Regions from separate parts of the Homo sapiens genome. Here region 2 is linked to region 1. The links are chromatin loops, found by intact Hi-C in ENCODE. Cell type or tissue: GM12878. All regions are shown on one strand. Links, peaks and the distances in the headings refer to the core of each region. The heading gives the core; the rest is flanking DNA.

What was found. Hi-C counts contacts between places; a loop is a spot of excess contacts. Peaks named below come from ENCODE experiments on the same cell type or tissue, not always from the same donor. Only the 100,000 strongest peaks of a DNase experiment are listed, where the experiment ranks them.
Region 2: it touches region 1 in a loop (10-fold over the local background); 1 of 110 quality-filtered maps calls a loop at or near these places.

Annotation. Positions count from the first base shown.
Region 1 is chrX:76,137,652-76,153,337 of GRCh38, forward strand. No RefSeq gene overlaps it. Among named protein-coding and RNA genes, the nearest start is that of PBDC1, 28 kb to the right of the region's middle. RefSeq lists enhancers at 7,653-8,472, 10,796-11,330. In GM12878, for the core only: no CTCF peak of the experiment used is centred there; DNase peaks (open chromatin) are centred at 8,510, 10,870 and 11,270; H3K4me3 peaks cover 742 bases; H3K27ac peaks cover 1,697 bases.
Region 2 is chrX:75,030,334-75,046,019 of GRCh38, forward strand. No RefSeq gene overlaps it. Among named protein-coding and RNA genes, the nearest start is that of NEXMIF, 110 kb to the left of the region's middle. In GM12878, for the core only: a CTCF peak has its summit at 8,783 (motif pointing right); a DNase peak (open chromatin) is centred at 8,838.

The DNA of each region.
Region 1 (15,686 bases), core at 3,597-11,596:
CTTTATAATTTTGTATAAGTGGCTGTCCCTTTCCTTGCTTCAGTGTCTGAACCTGGAATTTTTTATGCGGTTTTTGAGACTCTAAGTTCATTGGGGTGGAATTTGGAAGGGTGGTCAAGCATGAATAGGACTAGAAGGGAACACAAATATTTTTTGCTCAAGACATTAGTCTCAGCTGTACCTCCATATGTCTTTTCCCTGCTTTACCCCTTCCTACTTGTTCTCTTGCTCATGGCACTCATTCTCTTCCCTAGTTGTAGATTTAAGTTAAGTCCAGTAGGAACTTGACACACTCAGAAAATGGATGAAAACCCAAGGGGATGCTACTTTTGGGACCATTGTCTGAGCTTTTTTGGGTTACTGCCACCTGTCACAGTTTAAGAGATGTGGAGAGCCACTCATGGCTGTCAGAGGCTGTGTCAAGGAAACAATATTCTGGTAATGATTTTTATTTACCATGAGGGTTTGGTTTCCTCTTCTGGTGTCTACTTGGACTTCCCTAAGAATTAGTTACCTTGGTTCTTGGGCTTGGCATCAGCCCACAGAGCATGGAGCCAATCAAGTACCATAAGTCCTGCAGAGATTTAAATTTCCTGGTGGCAGCATTTCTGGCACAGGCTTATGTTTTCCTATGGTTACTTAAGCCCTTTATTAATGCACTCTGAGTTTCTCTCATGGTTTGGCTCCTCAAGAAGTCAGGCAGTAGCGTTCAAGGTATGGGGAAGGTATCAGGTCAAGACAGAAATATTTGGCAGCTTTAGGGATTTTCTGTTTCCACTCTTAAGGTGTGCCCTGAATAAGAGCTGTAGAAGAGTCATCTGGGGCTGACTTCTTTGAGGCCCCAAAGAGTCTGGCCTGGGCTTCAAGGAATCTGAGTCCTAGGGTATGCTCAGCCACGAACTCCCTGGGTGACCTTAGGCAGACAAATTCATTTCCCTGAATCTCTGTTTCCTCAAACATCTTCCATCTCAAACATTCTATAATTCATGAAAGCTGAATAGTACTGGAAATTCTTCTGCTCAGTATGATAATGATTTGAGCAGAGAAATGAACAGGCTGGGTAAAGTGTGACCTTCCCAGGGTACATAAAATGTTTTTCCAATTAAATGAACATTTCCTAAATCAGTTCCCAATTAGTGGAGCCAGTGTGTGTTAGCCTTGTGATGGGGCTGCATAAATAGCAATTCAGAATCCAGGAAGAAAGTGGCCAATAGGCCCACTCTGCTTCTTACCTGTCATAGCAAAAAAGGAGTATGGTGCTCAGAGCCGATCATCACATTTTAGAGAGGACACCATGAGGCTGGAGCTATTTCAGGGCCGTAGCTAAGGTGATGAGGGAACTCTGAACTGTGTCATATGAGGAAGAGCAGAATGGCCTGGGGATAAGTAACCAAGAGAAGACCTCCAGCAACATCTTGGCCCCTGGTTTTGGCTCCTATGGGGAAGAGGGTGTATTAGTTTGTTTTCTGTTGCCTATCAAAGAATGCCTGAAACTGGATAATTTATAAAGAGAAGGAATTTATCTCCTACAATTATAGAGGCTGAGAAGTCCAAGTTTGGGGGCTGTATCTGGTGAGGGCCTTCTTGCTGGTGGGGACTCTCTGCAGAGTCCTGAGGTAGCATTAATAAAGGGCATAAGGAACTCCAGAAAAACATCACATGGTGAGAGGGCTGAGTGTGCTTGCTCAGGTCTCTCATCCTCTTCTTATAAAGCTACCAGGTCCACTGCCATGACGATCCATTAATCCATTAATCCATGAATGGATTGATCCATACATAAGGGCAAAGCCCTCATAACCCAAACACTTCTTAAAGGCCCTATCTTTCCATACTGCCACATTGAAGATTAAGGTATAACACATACAATTTTGGGGACACATTCAAACCATAACAGAGGTGTGTTGTGGGGAAAATGGAGTGACTTCAAACCTGACCCAATAGCTATACTGCAGGTTCAGTAAATAGATGCTACCAAGGGACAGATTTCACACCAAAGTTCAGGAAAAATTTCAGAGTAAAATCAGTTTTATGTGGAATTAGATGGTTATAGATCTATAAACCAGAAGAAGATAATCTGAATTTCAGCTGGAGGAAATTTTGGACAAAAGCCTGGATCTGTTTAAGGGCACGGTCCTTGCACTGTTTGACCTCTAGGGAGAAATACAACTGAATTTGTACAAATGATGGGTGCACCAGGTAGCAGATGAGAGTGTTTTGACAAAGTGAGCTACTTAACCATGTATGGGAGTGCTAATGCATCTCTCTCTTAAGTATGTGTGAAAGCCCTAATGAAACTTCAATAAATACTCCTGAGACTTCATTGGGAGAATAGAGATGGAGGTCTTGAAATATTGCATGGGAGTGAAATAAGAGAGATATTACATTTTCAGGGACCTCTCCAAAATTCCAATAATATAAACTTTTATGTTTAACTTATGGGTTTAATTAATCTCCACATCTCAAATATCATTAATTCTGGAATAGAGCAAGGCATGTCACTTTACAGTTAATACAAAAGTGCCTGTCAAATCACATCAAATAGAAAATCCCAAATTATTGTGTCTCAGTGATATTCAGCATTGTTATGACATACAATAATCCCTCAGGCTACTTAGGTAGTCCTTTCACCAGAAATACATATCACAAGCATGTCCTTGTGGATCTTATTTAGTGTGGCTGCCATTAGTTTTGTGTCCAACACATAAAACCTATGTGTGACCTTTCCAGCCTAGATGAATAGAACACTTACTGACATATTGCTGATCTGCTTGACTTCTATGAAAGGCCTTCTTGGGAGACTCTGGAGTTTTTAGTTGAGCTGTTCTACACATGGGCCTGGGTTTTGCCCATGTTCACCTCAGCTTTCCTCTAAGCAGAACATAATGATCACAGTTTCCACATAGGGAATACCCTGGGGAAGGAACACATCTTCTAGGACCTGGGACTCAGGATACTGAGACAGACTCTTCACTCAGATGCCTAGAACATAGGAGATGGCAAACTTAACAGGCTGAAATAAGGCAGCCTACATTTTTTAGTATAACCTCGTTCTTCATCTGTTAAAACTTCTTTAGGCTGCAGTGACCAAATGTATGGTCATTGACCTGCAGGCCTGTATTAGACAGTTCAGGCTGCTATAACAAAGCAAAGTGGGTGGTTTATAAGAAACAGACATTTATTTCTCACAGTTCTGGAGGCTAGAAGTCCAAGACCAGTGTTTTGATGAAGATCCTCTTTCAGGTTGCAGAGTGCTGATTTCTCATTGTATACTCACATGGTTGAAAGAGAGAGAGCATGCCACCCTCATGACCTAAATTTACCTCCCAAAGACTCCACCTACAAATGCCGTTAGACTGAGAATTAGATTTTAGCATATAAATGTTGATGGAATATAAAAATTCAGTCCAAAACAAAACCTCCCCAAAGTATTGCTGCTGAGTCACTTAGAAAACCTTTGTCTGAGTTCACCTTTTTTATTCTTTTTGCAAACTGGGTAGTAATTTGGAATGTTGTAGAGAGATGCATATTAGTTCTTGCCCAGAGCTAAGGTGTGAGATGGATCGCCCAAACTAAAAGAAGAATTTAGAATAAAAGCAAGATGCTCAAGTACTTCAAGTTCATGAGCCACATATTTCAGAAAAAAAATTCCAAGGTAATTCCAATACAAAGTGAAATCTACACCACATGTGAATCAGGAGACATGCAGCTAAATTCCAGAACGAGTTTAATGATGATGGAGGGCAAGGCAAAGATAAGCTGTACCTTGACTGATTAGGCTGATAAATCAGGCTTGTCTTGAATAACAAAGCTAAAGGACAGAAAATGAGAAAGAAACATACCTGAAGTGATTTAAAGCCAGGATGTGATATAAAACTATTTACATACACGTATTGCTAAACTGAATAGGAGACACTTCCCAGGTAGTAAAAGGGTGGAGAAGAAAGTATTTATAAGTCAAATGACCTCTTTGTTTTTGATACAGTAGTTGGTGCCTACTAGGACTTGCTCTGGATATAAATAAATAAGAAGGCAAAAATTGAGAGGGTTGAGTCAAGCTGATCAGGCTAGAGAAAGATGCAAGAAAAGTTTCACAGATTCTCATTAATACAAGACATGTAAGATGAAAATAAACAAAGATAATCATTTTTGTGAAAAGACTCAGTAGATAACCTCACAGCTTCTTTTTCCGGCAGAGAATATGGATGTGCTAGGATTGAAGGCACTTGTCATCACCAATCTAATGGGCTCAACTGGGACAAGTGATTGCATTTTTCTTCTCAAATGGTGGGCTACATAACAAGAATTTAGCATTAGACAGGTATGCCAGTGTTGCTGCTAGTGGAAAGTGCACCAATATACATGCTACTCCAGGATAAGGTTGGCAGATATGCTTTGGTCAAACACTGGCATGCACAAGGGACGAACAAACAAACGTAGACAGCCGTCATATCTTGCCATCAAGAACAAGATTTAAGAAAAGACCTGTGGCCGTGGTCATGTATGATGTAGCTCAATCACCCCAGAAACAGAAGATGTTATTAAAAGTATAAGCTGATTCCAGTTTGGCTCTGGCAGAGTGAGGGCAGAAGAGAGGACAACATGTTGGAGGGGAAGCCAGAGAGTTAACCAGAGATTAAATCCTGTTGGCTCTTACCGGACAAGGACTGGGCTTTTACTCTGAGTGAGATCAGAAGCCATTGCTGGGCTGGGACCGGAGGAGATACACAGCTCACAAAACACATCAATACAGAGAATTCAAACTTCTGAAAAACATATTGGATGAAGAAATGAAGTCCAAATTAAAATGAGGAAGTCCAGTCAGATGACGAACTTGAACACAAAGAGCAAGCCATTGAGCACTAGTTGGCCACAGATGTGGATTTAAGTTTTCTAGCTGCCAAAATGTAAAGAGGGAAACACGATCCTCTGCAGGACTCAACAGTATCCCTGAGATCGAATCTGACAAACTGCTCAGAAGGGGCACCTATGCTTTTCCCTGAGATGAATGTCTCCCATCGTCAGATGTCAGATTCTGGATCTATTTTGACAAGAGAGCTCAAAGGATTTCTTCACAGATGGAAATGAGGGGTGAGTAAAACAGTGGCGTGAAGGATCACCCTCAAGTCTATAGCATGAACAATTGGAAGGATAAGAGTGGCCTTAACTGTGAGGGGTGGGGCGAGGGGGGACGCTGCAGTGGGAGGAGGTTTCTAGGGGAAGATGGGAGAGTTCGATTTTTGACTTGTTAATTTGGGTTGACTCTCAGGCAATTTTCTCAGCGAATTAGAAAGGAAGGTCAGAGGCTGAATGTGAGGAGTCGGGAGGCAGTGTTGGAGGCTTGCAGAGAGAAAATAAGTTGTGAAATAGAAGGGTGAACGGAGACGAAGGCTTGAGAGAAATGAGTAGTTGGAAGATTTGGACTACAAACCTGGCAGAAAGATGTTTTGGTTTAAATGGATAGGGACCCTGGGTGTTTCCAGATCAGACAATGTTCATTCTTTATGATCCAGCCAGAAAACTGTGGCTTTTGCTAGCCTTTCCCACCTCTGAACACAGGTTTCCCCTTGCTGGTGAGGGTGGCGTGGAGAGATCCGAGTGAGGAAATAAGTTGTCAGTGTTTACGCTTATTTCTTCAGTCATGCTGAAGAGGCGGATAGGCCTAATACATAATAGGATAGAACACAATCCACCCGGACTTCCGCCTTATGCACAACTGCACTTTCAGTTTTGCTCAGAGAGATAGAGCTCACACAATTAGGTAATTGGGCCCAAATCTGAAAGTGAGAAACAGGCCAGAAAGGACACTCAGAGGATGAAAAGGGAAACCAGTAAGCCCCACTGTTTTATACACCGTTGTCATCATGGTTTTAACTTCATGCTGAGACATAGAATTCCTTAAACTATCACAGCCCTGGTCACTTGTGCCAATTCTACAAGGCCTCCAAAACCGCATAGGAGATACTGCACCGTGGGCCCATTCCAAACACTTATTCAGAATTAAAATTCCACTGGCTTTCCATTGATAGCACTAGAGGTCTGTCTGTGACACGCTGCTCCATTACAGCAAAGCAAAGCCCCATAATGACCTAATCCAGAAGGATAAGATCCCAGGACCCATAGAACAAGGAGGCCAGAGGGAAGGCAGGCCACAAAGAAGAAGGAAACCAGACTTCCCCATCCCTCTGGGCTCCTGGGGGGGTCAGTGGAAAAAGGCCTTTAACCTAAGTGCTCAAGGCCCTAACCTAACAGCTTTTGTTTTTCACGCTGGAGCGCTGGCACTTCCTGACCCCGCTTAGTCCTTCTATTAGAATTTTGTACTCTGATGCTAGTTTTCAGAGTATAGGAGCAACTGCAGGGAATGAAGCAGCAGACCTATCAATATTTTGTGGTGATCTAAGTCTCTGTTAATAAGCCTGAGACAAGGCAAAACCAGGAAGAAGCCTTGACCCTTATCAAGGTCATCAAAGCCATACAGGACCCTTCCTAATGTCTTCAACTGTCATTTTTGAAAGAAGCCGAGTCTGACCACCAAGTATAAATGGGTATAACATCCACCGCATTTCTTTGTCATATTGTTACAGGAAAGGGGTCTTGATCCAGACCCCAAGAGAGGGTTCTTGGATCTCGCGCAAGAAATAATTCAGGGCGAGTTCACAGTGCAAAGCAAAAGCAAGTTTATTGAGAAAGCACAGTGGTGAAAGGGCAGCTACTCCATAGACAGAGTAGGACGTTCCCAAAAGTAAGAGGAGGAATGCGTCCACCCTAGGTACAATGCTTGTTATATGAGGAGATGTGCTCTGCTACAAGGGTTTGTGATAGAGGATTAATTTTCTTAATTACTATGTTTTGCAAGAATCAGTGTTGTTATCTTTAAGGCAAAATTAGGAATGCCTTTCTTCTCCAGATATCGGAATATCTGGACACTCCCAAGTCTGGGTCTGTTTAGTAAACGTTATTAATTTGTTCCCTTAACCGTAAACATCTAGAGGCTGGGAATACCTAACTTTCTGGGAATGCAGCCCAGCAAGCCTCAGCTTCATTTTCCTAGCCCTCACTCGGAATGGAGTCGCTCTGGTTCAAACGCCTCTGACAATATCACCCCGTTTTATTTTCTATCACTTACCACTATCTGAAATTAAGTAGATAATTTGTTTACTCTCTGTCCCCACCCACTAGAATGAGAACGCGGCCCTTGCATCCTTACGTGTGTCTGGCATATAAGGGGTGCTCAATGATTATTTGTTTCATGGATGAACAGATTTATGGATGGCTGGGTGGATGACGATCTTAGAAGGGGTTCCAGGGCTAGCTGGCTTTCTGTTTCTCCCACTCAAGCACCCAAGCCCTGACCCACAAAGTAAAGGAACAGGCGAAACTTCTCGCCAAATAGCTTCAAGGCAGAAACTACGCAGCTGGCTTGGGAATTCCGTACAACGCGAACGCGCATGCACAGGCAGGACTGAGCGTGTCCATCTTCGCATTACTCCCGGAGATGACTCTCGGAAACGGTCCGAGGACTAACGTCTTTCTCTTCCTCGCCCTCATTCCTCCCAGTAACGTCCGCTACAAAAGAAACCGTGCACAAAATAAACTCGGGCGGCGGGTAGAAAGGAGACAGCCGAATTCCCTACACCCATGATCAACACGCCCACACCTCCCATCAGGCACGGCGCTCCCGCCTCCCCGAAGAGGCGGTGGAACGTGGTGGTGGGGGGGGTGCTGGGGGAGGGCTGGCGGGGGGAGGGCCGGGGGAAGGAGCGGGGCGGGAACGTCCTTCTGCTACTGCTATGGCTTCCGGGGCAGCACTTCGGCAGACCGCCCGCCTCCCAGTTGCAAATCGACTTCCGGGGCACCCCCACCGGCTGCCCGGTGGGTTCTCTGCTCGAACTTCTGGCGCTTTTCCCTTCCCGTTTATCTTGTTCAGGTCCCTCAGTGGACTGCTCCAGATCTAAAGAGCAGAAATTGGGCCGCAAAGAGAACGTCCTCCCAGACTTTCTCCGTCGCGGTGAAATTATGCCCGTTTGGTGGCAGTATGTATTCACAGATGCGTGCAGCTCTGCTCTTACCCCGCCCTTCGCGTTTAGAAAAAAAGCGCCGTTCCTCAGAGTCAAAACAAAGTTTCTTTCCGCTGTAGAGGCACAGCTTTTAGGGTGGCCTACTAACTCCCGCTTTTTCTTTTCTGAAATCTCTGTGCCAATCTGATGGACAGAAGAGCGACAAAAAATATTTTTAACGTGAGATTCTTTGTTGACTAGCCTGCTTGTAAACTTTCTGACATATGCCTTTTTTTTTTTTTTTTTTTCCATAGGGCTGTGAACCCCTGATATCTGAGAGGTGTCTCAGTCAATTTAGAAAGTTTATTTTGCCAACGTTAAGGACGCGCCCATGACAGCCTGAGGAGGTCCTGACGACACGTGCCCAAGGTGGTCAGGGCACAGCCTGCTTCCATACATTTTAGGGAGACATGAAACATCAATATGTAAGATGTATACTGGTTCGGTCTCTAAAGGTGGGACAACTTGAATTGGTGAGGTGACTAGGAAGGTCATAGGTAGATAAAGACACACTGGTTGCATTCGAGTTTCTGATTAGCTTTCCATATTTTTTAAATTGAAAAATACCCAGTTAATGTCATAACTTATCTTACTATAACTTCAGAATCTAAATTATAACAAGTTTTGTCTAAAAGCATTTATCTCATTACATTTACCTACTTTTTCTAATAGTTTACCTAGATTATTTATGAAACTGCGATAGTCATTTTATTTCCTTTTCAACCATTTTATAGCCTGTGAATTTCAGGTGTTTACCTAAGTAAAAGCCTTAAGATTAAATATATGGTTATTTTACTGAATAATTGGATATTTAGCGATTTTCATTAATCCAATATTAATTTTTTTATCAAAAATTATACAAGCAAAAATTCTGTTTTTGCCGGATTTATAGTTTTGTAACCCGCATGCCAAATTTTTTTTTTAATTATTAAAGGTTCAGGGTACATGTGCACAATGTGCAGGTTAGTTACATATGTGTATACATGTGCCATGCTGGTGTGCTGCACCCATTAACTCGTCATTTAGCATTAGGTATATCTCCTAATGCTGTCCCTCCCCCCTCCCCCCTTCCCCCACCCCACAACAGTCCCCAGAGTGTGATGTTCCCCTTCCTGTGTCCATGTGTTCTCATTGTTCAATTCCCATCTATGAGTGAGAACATGCGGTGTTTGGTTTTTTGTCCTTGCGATAGTTTACTGAGAATGATGATTTCCAATTTCATCCATGTCCCTACAAAGGACATGAACTCATCATTTTTTATGGTTGCATGGTATTCCATGGTGTATATGTGCCACATTTTGATAAGTATGAAATTGCTTGATTAATAAATGCAAAAATGTATGCTGGCAATTTTTAAGAAATTTCTGTTATTAGTTTACCAATAATTTTTAAGCAAGCATATGACAGATTTTACTTAAGTCATATAAAGATGAAAAGCATTTGGGCTAATTAATTTATGAGTACTTGTTAAGCCAGTGTGGTACCTTGTGGCCCAAAACACAACAAAATACGTGTACATACATATAAACACACACATACACACTTACACAGCTGTTCCCGGTCCAAACTGAGGGTCAGCCTACTTATTCCTGCTACCCGGTAATGAGATGCAGATGAACTGGGAAAGAAGAGAGTTTATATAAGCTCAGAAAACTTTGTAATTTTTACTTGGTCTGCCAATATTTTCGAGGCCTTCTCCCTGTGGAGAGACTGTCGTCAGACCAACTCAAAATTACAAAGTTTTCCAAAGCTTATATACCTTTTAAGCTATATGTTTACATATAACTTTGCATTCATCTAAAGACATAAGTTATTAACTTCTTTTAATCTACAACTAAGTTCTCAGTTTTGAAGACCTTCCTCTGGAGCCTCAGTAAATTTACTTAATCTAGATGGGTCCAGGTGCTTGGGGTGATTACCCTTATCTTGTCTGCTGTAAATCCATAGAGGTTTTAGAAGTTCCTTTAGACCACCAGTAAAACTTGTTTGTGGAGGTCTGGGGAGTTTCTTCAGACCTCCAATAAAAACTTGTTTAATCCCAAAGGGGTCCTGTTAAGAATTCCTTTATCTTGTCATGCTTCAAGGCCCAGGAGGACATAGGCAAAATTCTTGGTGGGCTTTTGTTAAATCCCAGCCTTTGTATAAGGGCACTGGCTCTTTCAGCTTTTAATATTTAACCAGTCAGTGCTGAAACAGTTGTTAAGGAGGCCTCCCTGTTCAGCTGTGAGACCTGCCCTGCCACACAACCAAAAATCCTATAGCTTTTACTTCAGAACTCTAGTCATGAGATATTAATACAAACTCATTGGTTTACAAAAACAATAACAAAATGAAATGGATGGATGCAAATGGTGGATTTTATCTCAGTAGAAATGTAACAGCAGACTTAATGCAGGCAAAAAAGAAAGCAGAGCCATACACAGAGAACTTAGGAACTTTATACTCACAGGTGGACCTTTGCGATCTGAATTTTCCTTGCCGTAATTGTGCAGAAAAGGACCACAGTATGTCAATTTTACACAAACATTCGCAAGAAGAGGCGCCATAAAACCAACAGAGTGCCTGAAAGGAGGTCATTCCTGTTTTTCCTCTTTCTTAGATTTATTTTTTGAAGGAAGGAACTTAGCTGTGGCCTAAGGTTTCAGTGGAGTGGGTCCAAGTATCCGGGTTGTGGGCAGGACTCCACAGTGTGTCACCACAGAGTAATTTCCACCTTATGTGTCTCATTTTCTCTCTCTGGAGGTCTAGCACCTATGGGAGGGTCAAAGCAAAGTGATCAGCTCTAATAGGCATTTCCTGGATGAGCTTTTTAAAACTATTTTGTTGTAGGTTCCCTGTAGGGCTGCTGGTTGTCACGGGGGTCAACACCCCCAGACACTCCCACTGGGCTCCAAGTCACCCAGGGGTGCCTTTCTGCTGGGAAGAGCAAAATGCCCTTTCCCTTTGGAGGTCAGGAAACAGTCTCTCATGTATCTATGAAAACAACAGTACAGCTCTTCACGCAGATGCACACACAAAACAACAAGATTAATTTGGGGAGGAAAAGCAATGGAGAAGACACTGTAGAATGCATCTCCAAATTAGAATTCGGATCCTAAACAATAACTTCCTAAGAGGGGAAAAAAGAGAGGGGCAGCTATGACCATTTCCTGTAAACTGTCTTCAGCCACTTGTAATTTTGTAGCTCTCATCTACCATTACACACGCCAAGGTCAAATCCTCTCACAGCACAAGATCCTTCCCCGACCGAACCACTTTACATCTTACATAAAATGATTGATGTTTCATGTCTCACTAAAATGTATGGAAGCAGGCTGTGCCCTGACCACCTTGGGCACGTGTCGTCAGGACCTCCTGAGGCTGTCATGGGCGGGTCCTTAACGTTGGCAAAATAAACTTTCTAAATTGACTGAGACACCTCTCAGATATCAGGGGTTCACAGCCCTATGGAAAAAAAAAAAAAAAAAAAGGCATATGTCAGAAAGTTTACAAGCAGGCTAGTCAACAAAGAATCTCACGTTAAAAATATTTTTTGTCGCTCTTCTGTCCATCAGATTGGCACAGAGATTTCAGAAAAGAAAAAGCGGGAGTTAGTAGGCCACCCTAAAAGCTGTGCCTCTACAGCGGAAAGAAACTTTGTTTTGACTCTGAGGAACGGCGCTTTTTTTCTAAACGCGAAGGGCGGGGTAAGAGCAGAGCTGCACGCATCTGTGAATACATACTGCCACCAAACGGGCATAATTTCACCGCGACGGAGAAAGTCTGGGAGGACGTTCTCTTTGCGGCCCAATTTCTGCTCTTTAGATCTGGAGCAGTCCACTGAGGGACCTGAACAAGATAAACGGGAAGGGAAAAGCGCCAGAAGTTCGAGCAGAGAACCCACCGGGCAGCCGGTGGGGGTGCCCCGGAAGTCGATTTGCAACTGGGAGGCGGGCGGTCTGCCGAAGTGCTGCCCCGGAAGCCATAGCAGTAGCAGAAGGACGTTCCCGCCCCGCTCCTTCCCCCGGCCCTCCCCCCGCCAGCCCTCCCCCAGCACCCCCCCCACCACCACGTTCCACCGCCTCTTCGGGGAGGCGGGAGCGCCGTGCCTGATGGGAGGTGTGGGCGTGTTGATCATGGGTGTAGGGAATTCGGCTGTCTCCTTTCTACCCGCCGCCCGAGTTTATTTTGTGCACGGTTTCTTTTGTAGCGGACGTTACTGGGAGGAATGAGGGCGAGGAAGAGAAAGACGTTAGTCCTCGGACCGTTTCCGAGAGTCATCTCCGGGAGTAATGCGAAGATGGACACGCTCAGTCCTGCCTGTGCATGCGCGTTCGCGTTGTACGGAATTCCCAAGCCAGCTGCGTAGTTTCTGCCTTGAAGCTATTTGGCGAGAAGTTTCGCCTGTTCCTTTACTTTGTGGGTCAGGGCTTGGGTGCTTGAGTGGGAGAAACAGAAAGCCAGCTAGCCCTGGAACCCCTTCTAAGATCGTCATCCACCCAGCCATCCATAAATCTGTTCATCCATGAAACAAATAATCATTGAGCACCCCTTATATGCCAGACACACGTAAGGATGCAAGGGCCGCGTTCTCATTCTAGTGGGTGGGGACAGAGAGTAAACAAATTATCTACTTAATTTCAGATAGTGGTAAGTGATAGAAAATAAAACGGGGTGATATTGTCAGAGGCGTTTGAACCAGAGCGACTCCATTCCGAGTGAGGGCTAGGAAAATGAAGCTGAGGCTTGCTGGGCTGCATTCCCAGAAAGTTAGGTATTCCCAGCCTCTAGATGTTTACGGTTAAGGGAACAAATTAATAACGTTTACTAAACAGACCCAGACTTGGGAGTGTCCAGATATTCCGATATCTGGAGAAGAAAGGCATTCCTAATTTTGCCTTAAAGATAACAACACTGATTCTTGCAAAACATAGTAATTAAGAAAATTAATCCTCTATCACAAACCCTTGTAGCAGAGCACATCTCCTCATATAACAAGCATTGTACCTAGGGTGGACGCATTCCTCCTCTTACTTTTGGGAACGTCCTACTCTGTCTATGGAGTAGCTGCCCTTTCACCACTGTGCTTTCTCAATAAACTTGCTTTTGCTTTGCACTGTGAACTCGCCCTGAATTATTTCTTGCGCGAGATCCAAGAACCCTCTCTTGGGGTCTGGATCAAGACCCCTTTCCTGTAACAATATGACAAAGAAATGCGGTGGATGTTATACCCATTTATACTTGGTGGTCAGACTCGGCTTCTTTCAAAAATGACAGTTGAAGACATTAGGAAGGGTCCTGTATGGCTTTGATGACCTTGATAAGGGTCAAGGCTTCTTCCTGGTTTTGCCTTGTCTCAGGCTTATTAACAGAGACTTAGATCACCACAAAATATTGATAGGTCTGCTGCTTCATTCCCTGCAGTTGCTCCTATACTCTGAAAACTAGCATCAGAGTACAAAATTCTAATAGAAGGACTAAGCGGGGTCAGGAAGTGCCAGCGCTCCAGCGTGAAAAACAAAAGCTGTTAGGTTAGGGCCTTGAGCACTTAGGTTAAAGGCCTTTTTCCACTGACCCCCCCAGGAGCCCAGAGGGATGGGGAAGTCTGGTTTCCTTCTTCTTTGTGGCCTGCCTTCCCTCTGGCCTCCTTGTTCTATGGGTCCTGGGATCTTATCCTTCTGGATTAGGTCATTATGGGGCTTTGCTTTGCTGTAATGGAGCAGCGTGTCACAGACAGACCTCTAGTGCTATCAATGGAAAGCCAGTGGAATTTTAATTCTGAATAAGTGTTTGGAATGGGCCCACGGTGCAGTATCTCCTATGCGGTTTTGGAGGCCTTGTAGAATTGGCACAAGTGACCAGGGCTGTGATAGTTTAAGGAATTCTATGTCTCAGCATGAAGTTAAAACCATGATGACAACGGTGTATAAAACAGTGGGGCTTACTGGTTTCCCTTTTCATCCTCTGAGTGTCCTTTCTGGCCTGTTTCTCACTTTCAGATTTGGGCCCAATTACCTAATTGTGTGAGCTCTATCTCTCTGAGCAAAACTGAAAGTGCAGTTGTGCATAAGGCGGAAGTCCGGGTGGATTGTGTTCTATCCTATTATGTATTAGGCCTATCCGCCTCTTCAGCATGACTGAAGAAATAAGCGTAAACACTGACAACTTATTTCCTCACTCGGATCTCTCCACGCCACCCTCACCAGCAAGGGGAAACCTGTGTTCAGAGGTGGGAAAGGCTAGCAAAAGCCACAGTTTTCTGGCTGGATCATAAAGAATGAACATTGTCTGATCTGGAAACACCCAGGGTCCCTATCCATTTAAACCAAAACATCTTTCTGCCAGGTTTGTAGTCCAAATCTTCCAACTACTCATTTCTCTCAAGCCTTCGTCTCCGTTCACCCTTCTATTTCACAACTTATTTTCTCTCTGCAAGCCTCCAACACTGCCTCCCGACTCCTCACATTCAGCCTCTGACCTTCCTTTCTAATTCGCTGAGAAAATTGCCTGAGAGTCAACCCAAATTAACAAGTCAAAAATCGAACTCTCCCATCTTCCCCTAGAAACCTCCTCCCACTGCAGCGTCCCCCCTCGCCCCACCCCTCACAGTTAAGGCCACTCTTATCCTTCCAATTGTTCATGCTATAGACTTGAGGGTGATCCTTCACGCCACTGTTTTACTCACCCCTCATTTCCATCTGTGAAGAAATCCTTTGAGCTCTCTTGTCAAAATAGATCCAGAATCTGACATCTGACGATGGGAGACATTCATCTCAGGGAAAAGCATAGGTGCCCCTTCTGAGCAGTTTGTCAGATTCGATCTCAGGGATACTGTTGAGTCCTGCAGAGGATCGTGTTTCCCTCTTTACATTTTGGCAGCTAGAAAACTTAAATCCACATCTGTGGCCAACTAGTGCTCAATGGCTTGCTCTTTGTGTTCAAGTTCGTCATCTGACTGGACTTCCTCATTTTAATTTGGACTTCATTTCTTCATCCAATATGTTTTTCAGAAGTTTGAATTCTCTGTATTGATGTGTTTTGTGAGCTGTGTATCTCCTCCGGTCCCAGCCCAGCAATGGCTTCTGATCTCACTCAGAGTAAAAGCCCAGTCCTTGTCCGGTAAGAGCCAACAGGATTTAATCTCTGGTTAACTCTCTGGCTTCCCCTCCAACATGTTGTCCTCTCTTCTGCCCTCACTCTGCCAGAGCCAAACTGGAATCAGCTTATACTTTTAATAACATCTTCTGTTTCTGGGGTGATTGAGCTACATCATACATGACCACGGCCACAGGTCTTTTCTTAAATCTTGTTCTTGATGGCAAGATATGACGGCTGTCTACGTTTGTTTGTTCGTCCCTTGTGCATGCCAGTGTTTGACCAAAGCATATCTGCCAACCTTATCCTGGAGTAGCATGTATATTGGTGCACTTTCCACTAGCAGCAACACTGGCATACCTGTCTAATGCTAAATTCTTGTTATGTAGCCCACCATTTGAGAAGAAAAATGCAATCACTTGTCCCAGTTGAGCCCATTAGATTGGTGATGACAAGTGCCTTTCATCTTAGCATATTTATATTGCCTGCTGGAAAAAAAAATGTGTTAAACTACCTACCGGTAGCCATTCATCTCTGCTTTTCTCTTTGCATCTGATT
Region 2 (15,686 bases), core at 3,836-11,835, 1.1 Mb before region 1:
GTCCTGTGCTTTTCTTGGTTTGGAGACCCTTTATTATGGCTTTGACCTTGTTACTTGTTATTGACATGCTCAGGTTTTAGATTTCTTCATAGTTCAATCTTGGTAGGCTGTATGTGTCTAAGAATTTGTCCCTTTCTCCTAGATCTTCCAATTTATTGGCAAATAGTTGCTCATAGTAGTCTCTAATCATTCTTTGAGTTTCTGTGATATGGGTTGTAATGTCTCCTTTTCATGTCTGTTTTTCTTTGGGTCTTCTCCATCATTTTGTTAGTTTGTGTGGCTAAAGATTTGTCAATTTTATTTTTTCAAAATAAACACCACCTTTTGGTTTCATTGGTCTTTTGTATTGTTTTCTTTGTTTCAATTTCATTTATTTCTGCTCTGATCATTATTTCTTTTTTTCTACTAATTCTGGATTGGATTTGCTCTTGCTTTTCTGATTCTTTAAGCTACATCATTATGTTATTTATTTGAAGTTTTTCTACTTTTTTGATATAGGCACTTAACAGTTATAAACTGCACTCTTTGTACTGCTCTTGAGTTATCTTACAGAATAGGTTTTGGTATATTTCTATTTTCATTTGTTTTTTCAGATTCCTTTTTAATTGTTTTAATGACCCACTGGTCATTCAGAAGAATATTAACGTCCATGTGTTTGTATTGTTTCCAAATTTTTTGCATTATTGATTTCTACTTTTATTCACTGTGATCAGAGAAGATACATGATTTTTTTTTTCACATTTTAAGACTTGCTTTTTGGCCTAACATATGGTCTATCCTTGATAATAATACATGTTCTGAGGAAATAAATGTATAATCTGTATCCATTGGATGAAATATTGTGTAAATATCTATTTGGTCCATTCGTTCTATAGTGAAGATTAAGTTCAATGTTTTCCTGTTGATTTTCTATTATTATTATTATATTTTAAGTTCTGGGGTACATGTGCAGAACGTGCAGGTTTGTTACTCAGGTATACATGTGCCATGGATGTTTGCTGCACCCATCAACCCATCATCTACATTAGGTATTTCTCCTAATGCTATGCCTCCCCTAGCCCCCCACCCTCTGACAGGCCTGGTGTATGATGTTCCCCTCCCTGGTCCATGTGTTCTTGTTGGTCAACTCCCACTTATGAGTGAGAACATGCAGTGTTTGGTTTTCTGTTCTTGTACTAGTTTGCTGAGAATGATGGTTCCCAGCTTCATCCATGTCCCTGCAAAGTATATGAACTCATCTTTTTTATGGCTGCATAGTATTCCATGGTGTATATGTGCCACAATTTCTTTACCCAGTCTATCATTGATGGACATTTGGGTTGATTCCAAGTCTTTTCTATTGTTAACAGTGTCACAATAAACATACATGTGCATGTGTCTTTATAGTAGAATGATTTAAAATCCTTTGGGTATACACCCAGTAATGGGATTGCTGGGTCAAATGGTATTTCTAATTCTAGATGCTTGGGGAATCGCCACACTGTCTTCCACAATGGTTGAACTAATCTACACTCCCATCAACAGAGTAAAAACATTCTTATTTCTCCACTTTCTCTCCAGCATCTGTTGTTTCCTGACATTTTAATGATTGCTATTCTAACTGGTGTGAGATGGTATCTCATTGTGATTTTGATTTGCATTCCTCTAATGGGCAGTGATGGTGAGCTTTTTTTCATATGTTTGTTGGCTGCATAAATGTCTTCTTTTGAGAAGTCTGTTCATATACTTCACCTACTTTTTGATGGAGGTGTTTGTTTTCTTGTAAATTTGTTTCAGTTCTTTGTAGATTCTGGACATTAGCCCTTTCTCAGATGGATAGATTGCAAAAATTTTCTCCCATTCTGGAGGTTGCCTGTTCTCTCTGATAATAGTTTCTTTTGCTGTGCAGAAGGTCTTCAGTTTAAACAGATCCTATTTGTGAATTTTGGCTTTTGTTACCATTGCTTTTGATGTTTTAGTCATGAAGTCTTTGCCCATGCCTATGTCCTGAATGGTATTGCCTAGGTTTTCTTGTAGGGTTTTTATGGTTTTAGGTCTTATGTTTAAGTTTTTAATCCACCTTGAGTTAATTTTTGTATAAGGTGTAAGGAAGGGATCCAGCTTCAGCTTTCTGCATATGGCTAGCCAGTTTTCCTAACACCATTTATTAAATAGGGAATCCTTTCCCCATTGCTTGTTTTTGTCAGGTTTGTCAAAGATCAGATAGTTGTAGATATGTGGCATTATTTCTGAGGCCTCTGTTCTGTTCCATTTGTCTATATATCTGTTTTGGTCCCAGTACCATGCTGTTTTGGTTACTGTAGCCTTGTAGTAGAGTTTGAAATCAGGTAGCATGATGCCTCCAGCTTTGTCCTTTTTCCTTAGGATTGTCTTGGCTATGGAGGCTCTTTTTTGGTTCCAGTGAACTTTAAGGTAGTTTTTTCCAATTCTGTGAAGAAAGTCAATGGTAGCTTGATGGGGATAGCATTGAATCTATCAATTACTTTGGGCAGTGTAGCCATTTTCATGATATTGATTCTTCCTATCCATGAGTATGGAATGTTTTTCCATTTGTTTGTGTCCTCTCTTATTTCCTTCAGCAGTGGTTTGTAGTTCTCCTTGAAGAGGTTCTTCACATCCCTTGTAAATTGGATTCCTAAGTATTTTATTCTTTGTAGCAATTGTGAATGGGAGTTCACTCATGATTTGGCTCTCTATTTGTCTGTTATTGGTGTATAGGAATGCGTGTGATTTTGCACATTGATTTTGTATCCTGAGACTTTGCTCTATTTGCTTAGCAGCTTAAGGAGATTTTGGGCTGAGATGATGGGGTTTTCTAAATATACAATCATGTCATCTGCAAACAGAGACAATTTGACTTCCTCTGTTCCTATTTGAATACCCTTTATTTCTTTCTCTTGCCTGATTGCCCTGGCCAGAACTTCCAATACTATGTTGAATAGGAGTGGTGAGAGAAGACATCCTTGTCTTGTGCCAGTTTTCAAAGGGAATGTTTCCAGTTTTTGCCCATTCATTGTGATATTGGCTGTCCGTTTGTCATAAATAGCTCTTATTATTTTGACATACATTCCATTAGTGCCTAGTTTATTAAGAGTTTTTAGCATGAAGGGCTGTTGAATTTTGTCAAAGGCCTTTTCTTCATCCATTGAGATAATCATGTAGTTTCTTTTCATTGGTTGTGTTTATGTGATGGATTATGTTTATTGATTTGTGTATGTTGAACCAGCCTTGCATCCCAGCGATGGTGGTGACTTGATCATGGTGAATATGCTTTTTGATGTGCTGCTGGATTCGGTTTGCCAGTATTTTACTGAGGATTTTTGCATCAGTGTTCATCGGGGATATTGGCCTGAAATTTTCTTTTTTTGTTGTGTCTCTGCCAGGTTTTGGTATCAGGATGATGCTGGCCTCATAAAATGAGTTAGGGAGGAGTCCCTCTTTTCCTATTGTTTGGAATAGTTTCAGAAGTAATGGTACCAGCTCCTCTTTTTACCTTGCAGAGCTTACAGCTTGCAGTGAACACCAAGAATGAGTTCTCAGACAATTCCAGCTGAGCGGGATTGGGGGCAGCTCTTCTAATAGAGTCTGCCCCAGCATCCATCTGCCAAGTATTTATTAAAAGGGCTTGTATTAACTACAAACATACACTAGATGCCTTTTTTGAGTTCGGGTCCTGAGACACCTGTGGCTTTGTAAAAGCACTCAAACCGCATTCTCAGGAGGCTGTTTGCAGTGTTCCTTATCACACCACACACTCCACTCCCTGTGCTGTTTGCAGGGTCAAGGAGTTTCATTCTCATGCACAAATAATGTACATATAGTGATATTTTTCCCTACCTCGACCTCAAATACCATATATATAAGGTTGAATATGTTGCCATGCACCCCCTACAGTACCTCTGGTAGAATTTGTCTGTGAATCAGTATGGCCCTGGACATTTTTTGGTTGGTAGGCTATTAATTGCTGCCTCAATTTCAGGACTTGTTATTGGTCTATTCAGGGATTTGACTTCTACCTGGTTTCACCTTGGGAGGGTGTATGTTTCCAGGAATTTATGCATTTCTTCTAGATTTTCTAGTTTATTTGCATAGAGGTGTTTATAGTATCCTCTGACGGTAGTTTGCATTTCTGTGCGATCGGTGGTGATATCCTCTTTATCACTTTTATTGCATCTATTTGATTATTCTCTCTTTTCTTCTATATTAGTCTGGCTAGTGGTCTATTTTGTTGATCTTTAAAAAAAACAGCTCCTGGATTCATTGATTTTTTGAAGGGTTTTTCGTGTCTCTATCTCCTTCAGTTCTGCTGATCTTATTTTTTTCTTCTGCTAGCTTTTGAATTTGTTTGCTCTTACTTCTCAACTAGTTATTTTAATTGCTATATTAGGGCATCGATTTTAGATCTTTCCTGATTTCTCTTGTAGGCATTTAGTGCTATAAATTTCCCTCTACATGCTGCTTTAAATATGTCCCAGAGATTCTGCTATGTTGTGTCTTTGTTCTCACTGGTTTCAAAGAATATCTTGATTTCTGCCTTCATTTCATTATTTACCCAGTAGTCATTAAGGAGCAAGTTGTTCAGTTTCCATGTAGTTGTGCGGTTTTGAGTAGTTTCTTAATCCTGAGTTCTAACTTGATTGAACTGTGGTCTGAGAGACTGTTTATTGTGATTTCCATTCTTTTGCATTTGCTGAGGAGTGTTTTGCTTCCAATTATGGGTCAATTTTGGAATAAGTGCTATGTGGTGCTGAGAAGAATGTATATTCTGTTGATTTGGGGTGCAGAGTTCTATAGATGTCTATTAGGTCTGCTTGGTCCAGAGTTGAGTTCAAGTCCTGGATATCCTTTTTAACCTCCTGTCTCATTGATCTGTCTAATATTGACAGTGGGGTGTTAAAGTCTCCCATTATTAGTGTGTGGGAGTCTAAGTCTCTTTCTAGGTCTCTAAGGACTTGCTTTATGAATCTGGGTGCTCCTGTATTGGGTGTATATATATTTAGGATAGTTAGCTCTTCTTGTTGAATTGATCCCTTTACCATTATGTAATGGCCTTCTTTGTCTCTTTTGATCTTTGTTGGTTTAAAGTTTGTTTTATCAGAGACTAGGATTGCAAACCTTGTTTTTTTTTTTTCTTTCCATTTGCTTGGTAAATATTCCTCCATCCCTTTATTTTGAGCCTATGTGTGTCTTTGCACAAGAGATTGGTCTCCTGAATGCAGCATGCTGATGGGTCTTGACTCTTTATCCAATTTGCCAGTCTGTGTCTTTTAATAGGGTCATTTAGCCCATTTACATTTAAGGTTAATATTGTTATGTCTGAATTTGATCCTGTCTTTATGATGCTAGCTGGCTATTTTGTCCATTAGTTGATGTGGTTTCTTCATAGCCTAGATGGTCTTTACAATTTGGCTTGTTTTTGCAGTGTCTGGTACCGCTTGTTCCTTTCCATGTTTAGTGCTTCCTTCAGGAGCTATTGTAGGGCAGGCCTGCTGGTGACAAAATCTCTCAGCATTTCTTTCTCTGTAAAGGATTTTGTTTCTCCTTTGCTTATGAGGCTTAGTTTGGCTGGATATGAAATTTTGGGTTGAAAACTCCTTTCTTTAAGAATGTTGAATATTGGCCCCCATTCTCTTCTGGCTTGTAGGGTTTCTGCTGATAGATCCACTGTTAGTCTGATGGGCTTCCCTTTGTGGGTAACCTGGTCTTTCTCTCTAGATGCTCTTAACATTTTTTCGTTGATTTCAACCTTGGTGAATCTGATTATGTCTTGGGATTGCTCTTCTCAAGGAGTATCTTTGTGGTGTTCTCTGTATTTCCTGAATTTGAATGTTGGTCTGCCTTGTTATATTGGGAAGTTCTGGATAATATCATGAAGAGTGTTTTCCAACTTCGTTCGATTCTCCCCGTCATTTTCAGGTACACCAATCAAACGTAGGTTTGGTCTTTTCACATAGTCCCATACTTCTTGGAGGCTTTGTTCATTTCTTTTCACTCTTTTTTCTCCAAACTTGTTTGCTCGCTTTATTTCATTGAGTTGATCTTCAATGTCTGATATTCTTTCTTCTGCTTGATTGATTTGGGTATTGATACTTGCGTATGCTTCACGAAGTTCTCATGCTGTGTTTTTCAGCTCCATCAGGTCATTTACATTCTTCTCTAAACTGGTTATTCTAGTTAGCAATTTGTCTACCCTTTTTTCAAGGTTCTTAGCTTCCTTTCATTGGGTGAGAACATGCTCCTTTAGCTCAGAGGAGTTTGTCATTACCCACCTTCTGAGGCCTAATTCTGTCAACTTGTCAAACTCATTCGCTGTCCAGTTTTGTCCCCTTGCTGGCGAGGAGTTGTGATTCTTTGTAGAAGAGGCATTCTGGTTTTTGGAACTTTCAGCCTTTTTGCACTTGTTTCTCCCCACGTTCATGGATTTATGTACCTTTAGTCTTTGAAGTCAGTGACCTTTGGATGGGGTCTCTGAGTGGACGTCCTTTTTGTTGATGCTGATACTATTCCTTTCCCTTTGTTACTTTTCCTTCTAACAGTCAGGCCCCTCTGCTGCAGGTCTGCTGGAGTTTGCTGGAGGTTCGCTCCAGACCCTGTTTGCCTGGGTATCACCAGCAGAGGATGCAGACCAGCAAAGATTGCTGCCTGTTCCTTCCTCTGGAAGCTTCGTCCCAGAGGGGCACCCGTCAGATGCCAGCCAGAGCTCTCCTGTATGAGATGCCTGTCAGCCCCTACTGGGAGGTGTCTCCTCAGTTGGAAATGCAGAAATCACTCACCTTCTGTGTTGATCTCACTGGGAACTGCAGACCAGAGCTGTTCCTATTCGGCCATCTTGCCAGCAACCCTCTCCTTGTTGATTTTCTGTCCAATGCTGAAAGTGAGGTGTTGAAGTCTCCAGCTATTATTGCATTGTGGTCTACCACTCTTTAGTAATATTTTCTTTATATATCTGGGTGCTCTATTGTTGGTTACATATTTATATTTACATATTTATAATTGTTATATCCTTTTGCTGAATTTACCCCTTTATTACTATATAATGACATTTCTTTTCTATTTTATAGGTTTTGTCTTGTGATATATTTTTTCCTGATATAAGTATAGTTATTCCTGCTCTTTTTTTTTGGGGTTTCCATTCGAATGGAATATCTTTGTTCATCCCTTTATTTTCAGTCTATACGTGTCTTTATAGGGGAAGTGTGCTCTTTGTAGGCAAGAGTATTGGGTCTTATGGGTATATCCATTCAGCCAACTCTATGTCTTTTAATTGGAGAGTTTCATCCATTTACATTCAATGTTAGTATTGATAAGCAAGGACTTGCTCCTGCCATTTTGTTATGTGTTTTCTGGTTCTTTGTGGTCTTCTCTTCCTTCTTTCCTGTCTTCATTTTAGTAAAGGTGATTTTCTCTGGTGATATGTTTTAATTTCTTGCTTTTTTTGTGTGTATGTGGTGTATGTTTTTTGATTTGAGGTTACCATGAGGCTTGCAAATACTATCTTATAAGACATTATTTTAAACTGATGACAACTTACTACTGATTTCATAAACAAAAAGACAAGTAACAAAAACTCTACATTTTAACTTTGTTGTAGTTATTACTTTTTATTTGTTCTTCCTTTAGTCTTTCTACTTAAGATAGATTTACACACTGCAATTACAATGGTCTAAAAGTCTGTGTTTTTCTGTGTATTTACTATTATCAGCGCGTTTTGTGTCTTCAGATGATTTACTTTTGCTCATTAACATCCTTTTATTTCTGATTGAAGTACTCCCTTTAGCATTTCTTGTAGGACAGGTCTGGTGTTGATGAAATCCCTCAGCTTTTGATTGTCTGGGAAGGTCTTTCTTTCTTTCATGCCTAAAGGATATTTTTGACAGATACATTATTTTCTAGGGTAAAAGTTTTTGTCTTTCAGTATGTTAAATATGTCATGTCACTCTCTCCAGGCCTGTGAGGTTTTCACTGAGAATTGTTTCTTTCCTCTTGTTGCTTTTAGGGTCCATTTTATCCTTGAGCTTTGGTAGTTTGATTATTAAATGCCTTGAGGTAGTCTTTGGGTTAAATCTGCTTTATCTTGTATAACCTTCTTGTACTTGGATGTTGATATCTTTCTCTAGGTTTGTGGAGTTCTCTGTTATTATCGCTTTGAATAAACTTTCTTCCCCTATTTCTATCTCTACTTCCTCTTCAGGGCCATTATCTCTTAGAATTGCCCTTTTGAGGCTATTTTCTAGGTCTTGTAGGCATGCTTCCTTCTTTTTTATTGTTTTTTGTTTGTTTGTTTGTTTGTCTCCTCTGACTGTATGTTTTCAAATAGCCTGTCTTTAAGCTAATTCTTCCCTCTGGTTGATCAATTGTGCTACTAAGAGGCTCTGATACATTTCTCAGTATGTCAAATAAAATTTTCACTTCCAGAATTTCTGCTTGATTCTTTTTGTTTCTTTCCACTGAAATTTCGTCTCTGTGTTATCTTGAATTTCACTCAGCTCCATCAAAACAAGTGCTTTGTATGCTGTGTCTGAAAGGTCTCATATCTCTGTCTCTCTGAGATTAGTCACTGCTGCCTTATTTAGTTTGTTTGGTGAAGTTATGTGTTCCTAAATGGTCCTGACTTATGTATGTTCATCCATGTCTGGGTATTGATGATTTAGGTATTTATTGTAGTCTTTGCAGTCTGGGCTTCTTTGTATCCATCCTTCTTGAGAAGAATTTCTAAGCATCCAAAGGGTCTTGGGTATTGTGATCTAAGTATTTGGTTACTGCAGCCATATCTCCATTAGGGGGCACCCCAATTCCAGTAACACTGTGGCTCTTGCAGACTTGTGGAGGTACCATCAACTTGGTGTTTTGTATAAGATCTGGGAGCATTCCTTAGACTAACAGGCAGAGGCTTTTGTTCTCTTTCCTTTTCTGCAAACAAATGGAGTCTCTCTCTCTCCGTGCTGAACTGCCTGGAGCTGGGAAAGGGGTGACACCAGTATACCTGGGGCCACTACTACTAAGACTGCACTAAGTCAGACTCGATTGCAGCGCATCACTTGGTCTCATCGAAGGCCCGCAAGGGACCACTGCCTGGCCACCACTCATGTTCACTCAAGGACCAAGGGCTCTTCAGTCAGAAGGTAGAAAATCCAGCCAGCCTTGTGTCCTTTCCTTCAGGGCAATGAGCTTCCCCCAGCCCTGGCTAGGTCCAGAAATTCCTTCCAGGAACCAGGTCCTAGAGTCCAAAACTTTAGGACTCTATCTCTTGCTCTACTCTAATGTGGGTGAGTTGACACTCAAGCCACAAGACAAAATCTTTCCTAGTCTTTCCTCCCATTTCCTCAGGCTCTCCATGGCCATCACCACCCCAGGCCTGCAGGGAGTACTGCCAGGCTGCCACCAATGCTCACTCAAAGTCCAAGCACTCTTCAGTCAGGTTGCGGTGAATGGTGCCAGCCTGGGTCTCTCCCTTCAGGGCAGTGTGCTCCCCTCTGGCCCAAGGCAGGTCCAGAAATGCCGTCCAAGAGGCAAGGCTTGTAGTCAGGGGAGCACAAGAGCTCACTTGGTGCTCACACTGTGGCTGAGCTGGTACCCAAGATGTAAGACAATGTCCTCTTTACTCTTTGCTTTACTTCCCTCAAACAGAAGGAGTCTCTCCCTATAACCACCACAGCCGGGATTATGCTGGGTCACACTCACTGACACAACTCTGAGTCTCACTCAAGCCTTTGGTGAGTACTGCCTGGCTACTACTGCTGATTATTCAGGGGCCCAGTGCTCTTTTCTCAGAAGGTGTGAATTCTTCCAGGACTGGGTCCTTCCCTTCAAGGCAGTGGGTTCCATTCTGGCCCAGGGTGTGTCTAGAAATGTCATCCGGGAGGTAGAGGCTGGAATGGGGGCCCCAGGACTCTGCCTCGTGTCCTATCCTATTGTGTATGAGCTGGTATCCATGTTGCAAGACTAAATTCTCTTTACTCTCCTCTCCTCTCCTCAAGCAGAAAAAAAGGAGTCTCTCCTAGTGCTGCAAGCTGTGCTGTCTGGGGTCAGGGAGCTGGGATGTAAGCACTCCCTTGACAGCCCTGGCTGATGTCTCACTAGATCAAGTTAAAATCCACTGACCTTGAGTTCAGCACAGCACCAAGACTTGCCCCGGAATTGCAGTCCTTGTGGCCTAGATTGCCTTTTAAGTTTATTTAGAACCCCAGAGCACTTTAGCCCACCTTGGCAGGGCTTGCCAGAACTCAGGTTGCCAGTGCTGGAATGGACAGTTTGCCTCTGGCTAGGGCTGGTCTATATACTCCCTGTGTGGATGTTGGCTGAGTTCTGTCCAGTGTTGCTTTCTGCTGTGACAGTGCAGCACTGAGTTCAAATGCAAAGTCCCACTATCACTGTTCTCTCTCTCTCCTCAAAGCTCACAGATTCTCCCTCTATGCCACATGGCCCCTGCTGCTGCAGAGGGATGGGGGAGGAGTGGTGTTGGCAACTCGAGACTACCCTCTTCAGTGCCTCCTTCCGTAATATGATTTTAAAATCAGATACTGTGATTGGTCGCCTGATTTTTGGTTCTTACGAAGGTGCTTTTTCATGTGGATAGTTATTCAATTTGGTGTTCCTGTGGGGGCGGTGACGGGATGATTGTGGGAAGCCTCTATTCAGGCATGTTGCTCTGCTTCCCTCTCCCATATGATTTTTTAAAAATGTTGTTGGACTCAGTTAGCTTGTATTTCATTGAGGATTTCTGCATTTATATATCTAAGAAAAATTGATCTGAAGTTTTCTTGTGATGTCTTTTGTTATGGTTTCAAGATAATACTGGCCTCACAGAATGAACTGAGAAAAGTTCTCTCCTCTTGTATATCTTGAAAAAGTTTGTGAAGTGTTGGTATCAGTGCCTCTTTAAATATTTTGTAGAATTCACTGAGGAAGCCATCTAGGCCTGGGCTTGTCTTTGTGGGTAGTTTTTATTAGTAATTTATTCTCTTTACTTGTTATAGATCTATTCATGTTATTTCTTAAGTCAGTTTTGTGTCCTTTTATGAAATTGTCCATTTCATCTAAGTTTCCTAATTTGTTGGCATTTATATATAGTACTCTTCTAAAATATTTTTTTTACCTCTGTGGATTCATAGTGATGTCTCCTCTTTCACTATTTTAATCATCTGAGTCTTAAGTATTTTGTTACTTGCCAGTGTAGTTAAAAGACTTGAGAATTTTGTGATATTTCAAAAAACAATTCATAGTTTTATTAATTTTATTTACTGATTTTCTATCCTCCATTAATTTATGCTCTAATATTTCTTTTATTTTGCTTGCTTTGCATTTAGTTTGCTCTTTTTTTCTAGTTTCTTAATGTGAATGGCTGTTATTAATTTGAGATATTCCTTGTTTTTAAATATAGGTATTTACAACTATAAACTTCCCCCTAGCCACAGCTTTTGCTGCATTCCACATGTTTTTCTTGTGTTTTCCTTTTCATTTATCTCAGAGTATTTTCTAAATTCCCTTGTGATTTCTTCCTTATCCTATATTTAAATTATGTTTTTAAATTTCCATATATTTATGACATCTCCAAGTTTCCCTCCACTAATAATTTCTAATTTCATTCTTATTGTGGTCAGAGAACATTCTTTGTACCATTTCAATCACTTTAAATTTACTGAGGCTTGTTTTATGGCCCACCTGAACAACATGTATTCTGATTTTGGGTGGCGTGTTCTATAGATGTCTGTTAGGTCTAGTTGATGCATAGTGTCATTTGATGCATGGACAGTTGATGCATGGACATTTTGCAGTGTAACATTTTGATCCTATTAATGATGTTCTAAGGATTTTTTTTAAAGAATAAAACACCTAGGAACACAGCTAACCAAAGAGGTAAAGGACTTCTATAAGGATAATTACAAAACACTGCTAAAGGACATCGGAGATGACACAAATAAATGGAAGATATTCCATGCCCATGGATTGGAAAAATCAGCATCATTAAAATGGCCATACTGCCCAATGCAATTTACAGAGTCAATGCTATTTCTATCAAACCACCAATGTAATTTTTTACAAAATTAGAAAAAACTATTCTAAAATTCATATGGAACCAAAAAAAAAAAAAAAAAGAAAGAAAGAAAGAAAGAAAGAAAAAAAGAACAAAGCCAGAGGCATCACATTACCTGACTTCAAACTATACTACAAGGCTATAGTAACGAAAACAGCATGGTACTGATACAAAAAAAAAAAAAAAGACACATAGACCAATGGAACATAATCAAGAACCTAGAAATAAAGCTGCATACCTACAATCATCTAATCTTCAACACGGTTGACAAAAATAAGCAATGGGGAAAGGACACCCCATTCAATAAATGGTGCTGGGATAACTGGCTAGCCATATGCAGAAGACTGAAACTGGACCCATACCTAGCATCATATATAAAAATTAACTGAAGATGGATTAAAACCTCAAACTACAAAAATCCTAGAAGAAAACTTAGGAAATGCCCTTCTCAACATCAGACTTGGCAAAGAATTTGTGGCTAAGTCCTCAAAAGCAATTACAACCAAACAAAAAGTGACAAGTGGGACCTAATTAAACTAAAGAGCTTCTGAACAGCAAGATAAACTATCAAGCAAGTAAAAAGACTATGTACAAAATGGAGAAAATATTCACAAAGTATGCACCTGAAAAAGGTCTATTATCCAGAATCTATAAGGAATATAAACAATTCAACAAGCAAAAAACAAGTAACTCCATTAAACATGGACAAAGGCAAGGTAATTTATAGATTCAATGCCATCCCCATCAAGTTACCCATGACTTTCTTCACGGAATTGGAAAAAACTACTTTAAAGTTCATATATATGGACTTTAAAAAAGACCCCGCATTACCAAGTCAATCCTAAGCCAAAAGAACAAAGCTGGAGGCATCACGCTACCCGACTTCAAACTATACTACAAGGCTACAGTAACCAAAACAGCATGGTACTGGTACCAAAACAGAGATATAGACCAATGGAATAGAACAGAGCCCTCAGAAATAATGCCACTTATCTACAACTATCTGATCTTTGACAAACCTGACAAAAACAAGAAATGGGAAAAGGATTCCCTGTTTAATAAATGGTGCTGGGAAAACTGGCTAGCCAGATGTAGAAAGCTGAAACTGGATCCCTTCCTTACACCTTATAGAAAAATTAATTCAAGATGGATTAAAGAGTTAAATGTTAGACCTAAGACCATAAAAACCCTAAAAGAAAACCTAGGCAATACCATTCAGGACATAGGCATGGGCAAGGACTTCATGTTTAAAACACCAAAAGCAATGGCAACAACAGCCAAAATTGACAAGTGGGATCTAATTAAACTAAAGAGCTTCTGTACAGCAAAAGAAACTACCATCAGAGTGAACAAGCAACCTACAGAATGGGACAAAATTTTTGCAATCTACTCATCTGACAAAGGACTAGTATGCAGAATCTACAATGAACTCAAACAAATTTACAAGAAAAAACCAAACAACCCATCAAAAAGTGGGCGAAGGATATGAATAGACACTTCTCAAAGAAGACATTTATGCAGCCAACAGATACATGAAAAAATGCTCATCATCACTGGTCATCAGAGAAACGCAAATCAAAACCGCAATGAGATACCATCTCACACCAGTTAGAATGGTGATCATTAAAAAGTCAGGAAACAACAGGTGCTGGAGAGGATGTGGAGAAATAGGAACACTTTTACACTGTTGGTGGGACTGTAAACTAGTTCAACCACTGTGGAAGTCAGTGTGGCGATTCCTCAGGGATCTAGAACTAGAAATACCATTTGACCCAGCCATCCCATTACTGGGTATATACCCAAAGGATTATAAATCATGCTGCTATAAAGACACATGCACACGTATGTTTATTGCGGCACTATTCACAATAGCAAAGACTTGGCACCAACCCAAATGTCCAACAATGATAGACTGGATTAAGAAAATGTGGCACGTATACACCATGGAATACTATGCAGCCATAAAAAAGGGATGAGTTCATGTCCTTTGTAGGGACATGGATGAAGCTGGAAGCCATCATTCTCAGCAAACTATCTCAAGGATAAAAAACCAAACACCGCATGTTCTCACTCATTGGTGGGAATTGAACAATGAGAACACATGGACACAGGAAGGGGACCATCACACAGTGTGGTCTGTTGTGGGTTGGGGGCAGGGGGGAGGGATAGCATTAGGAGATATACCCAATGTTAAATGATGAGTTAATGGGTGCAGCACACCAACATGGCACATGTATACATATGTAACAATCCTGCACATTGTGCACATGTACCCTGAAACTTAAAGTATAATAATAATAATAATAATAATAATAATAATAATAATAATAATAAAAAGTCAGGATAGGAGTTGAACTCAAGATAGAAGCAAGTAATTGAGTAATCAAAGTGTGCAATGGTAGAGTCAATGCCAAGGGGTTAGAAATCTCACCGAGGTAGAGAATAAAGGAAAAGTTTAAAAGTTTGAAAGTTTAAATGAGGCACAATGGTATCATGAAAAGTTTTTAAATGTCTTGATTCTGTTTTTGCAGTGGAAATGTTCAGTAAAGAAATATGACAGGAGAATTTCTAAATGAGAATTTTAAAAGCCGAAATGGTTTTTATTAATTATAGTAGAGAAACTATACAGAAATCTAATTTCATCATGTTAAATAATAAAAGAATGTTAGAACAGATCAAAATAAAAAAGTTATAGAAATCATTCAAAAAATAAATAAACATGAGCAAATGACATGAACAGACACTTCTCAAAGGAAGACACATAAGTGGTCAACAAACATGAAAAAGGCTCATCATCACTAATCATCAGAAAAATGCAAATCAAAACCACATTGAGATACCATCTCACACTAGTCAGAATGGCTATTTTTTGACTAAAGTCAAAAAACAACAGATGCCGGCGAGGCTGCAGAGAAAAGCGAATGCTTATAAACTGCTGGTGGGAATGCAAATTAATTCGGGCTCTGTGGAAAGCAGTTTGAACTTAAAACAGAACTACCATTTGAATCAGTAATCCCATTACTGGGTATATACCCAAAGAAAAATAGATCATTATACCAAAAAGGCACATGCACTTGTATGTTTATTGCTGTGCTATTCACATAGCAGAAACATGGAATCTATCCAGGTGGCCATCAATGGTGGACTGGATTATGTACATGTGAATATATACCATGGAATACTATGCAGCCATAAAAAAGAACAAAATCATGTCCTTCACAGCAACACAGATGCAGCTGGAAACCATTACCCTAAGTGAACTAATGCAGAAACTGCAAACCAAATATCACATCTTCTCATAAGTGGGAGCTCAACACTGGGGTACATATGGTTATAAAAATGGGAACAGATGCTGCAGAATACAAGAGAAGGGAGGGAGAAGGGGTGAAGGTTATAAAGGACTACCTATTGAGTACTATGCTGACTACCTGGGTGACAAATTCACTTGTAGTCCAAACCTTAGCATCACACAATATACCTTTGTAATAAACCTCCACATGTACCCCGATTCTAAAATAAATGTTGAAAAAAAGTTTATTTTTAAAAGTAACTTTCTTAGTGATTGTTCTAGGGATTACAATATACATTGTAACTTACCAGAATTTACTTCATATTTGTACGGATTAGTTGCAGTGAAATATAGAAATTTTAC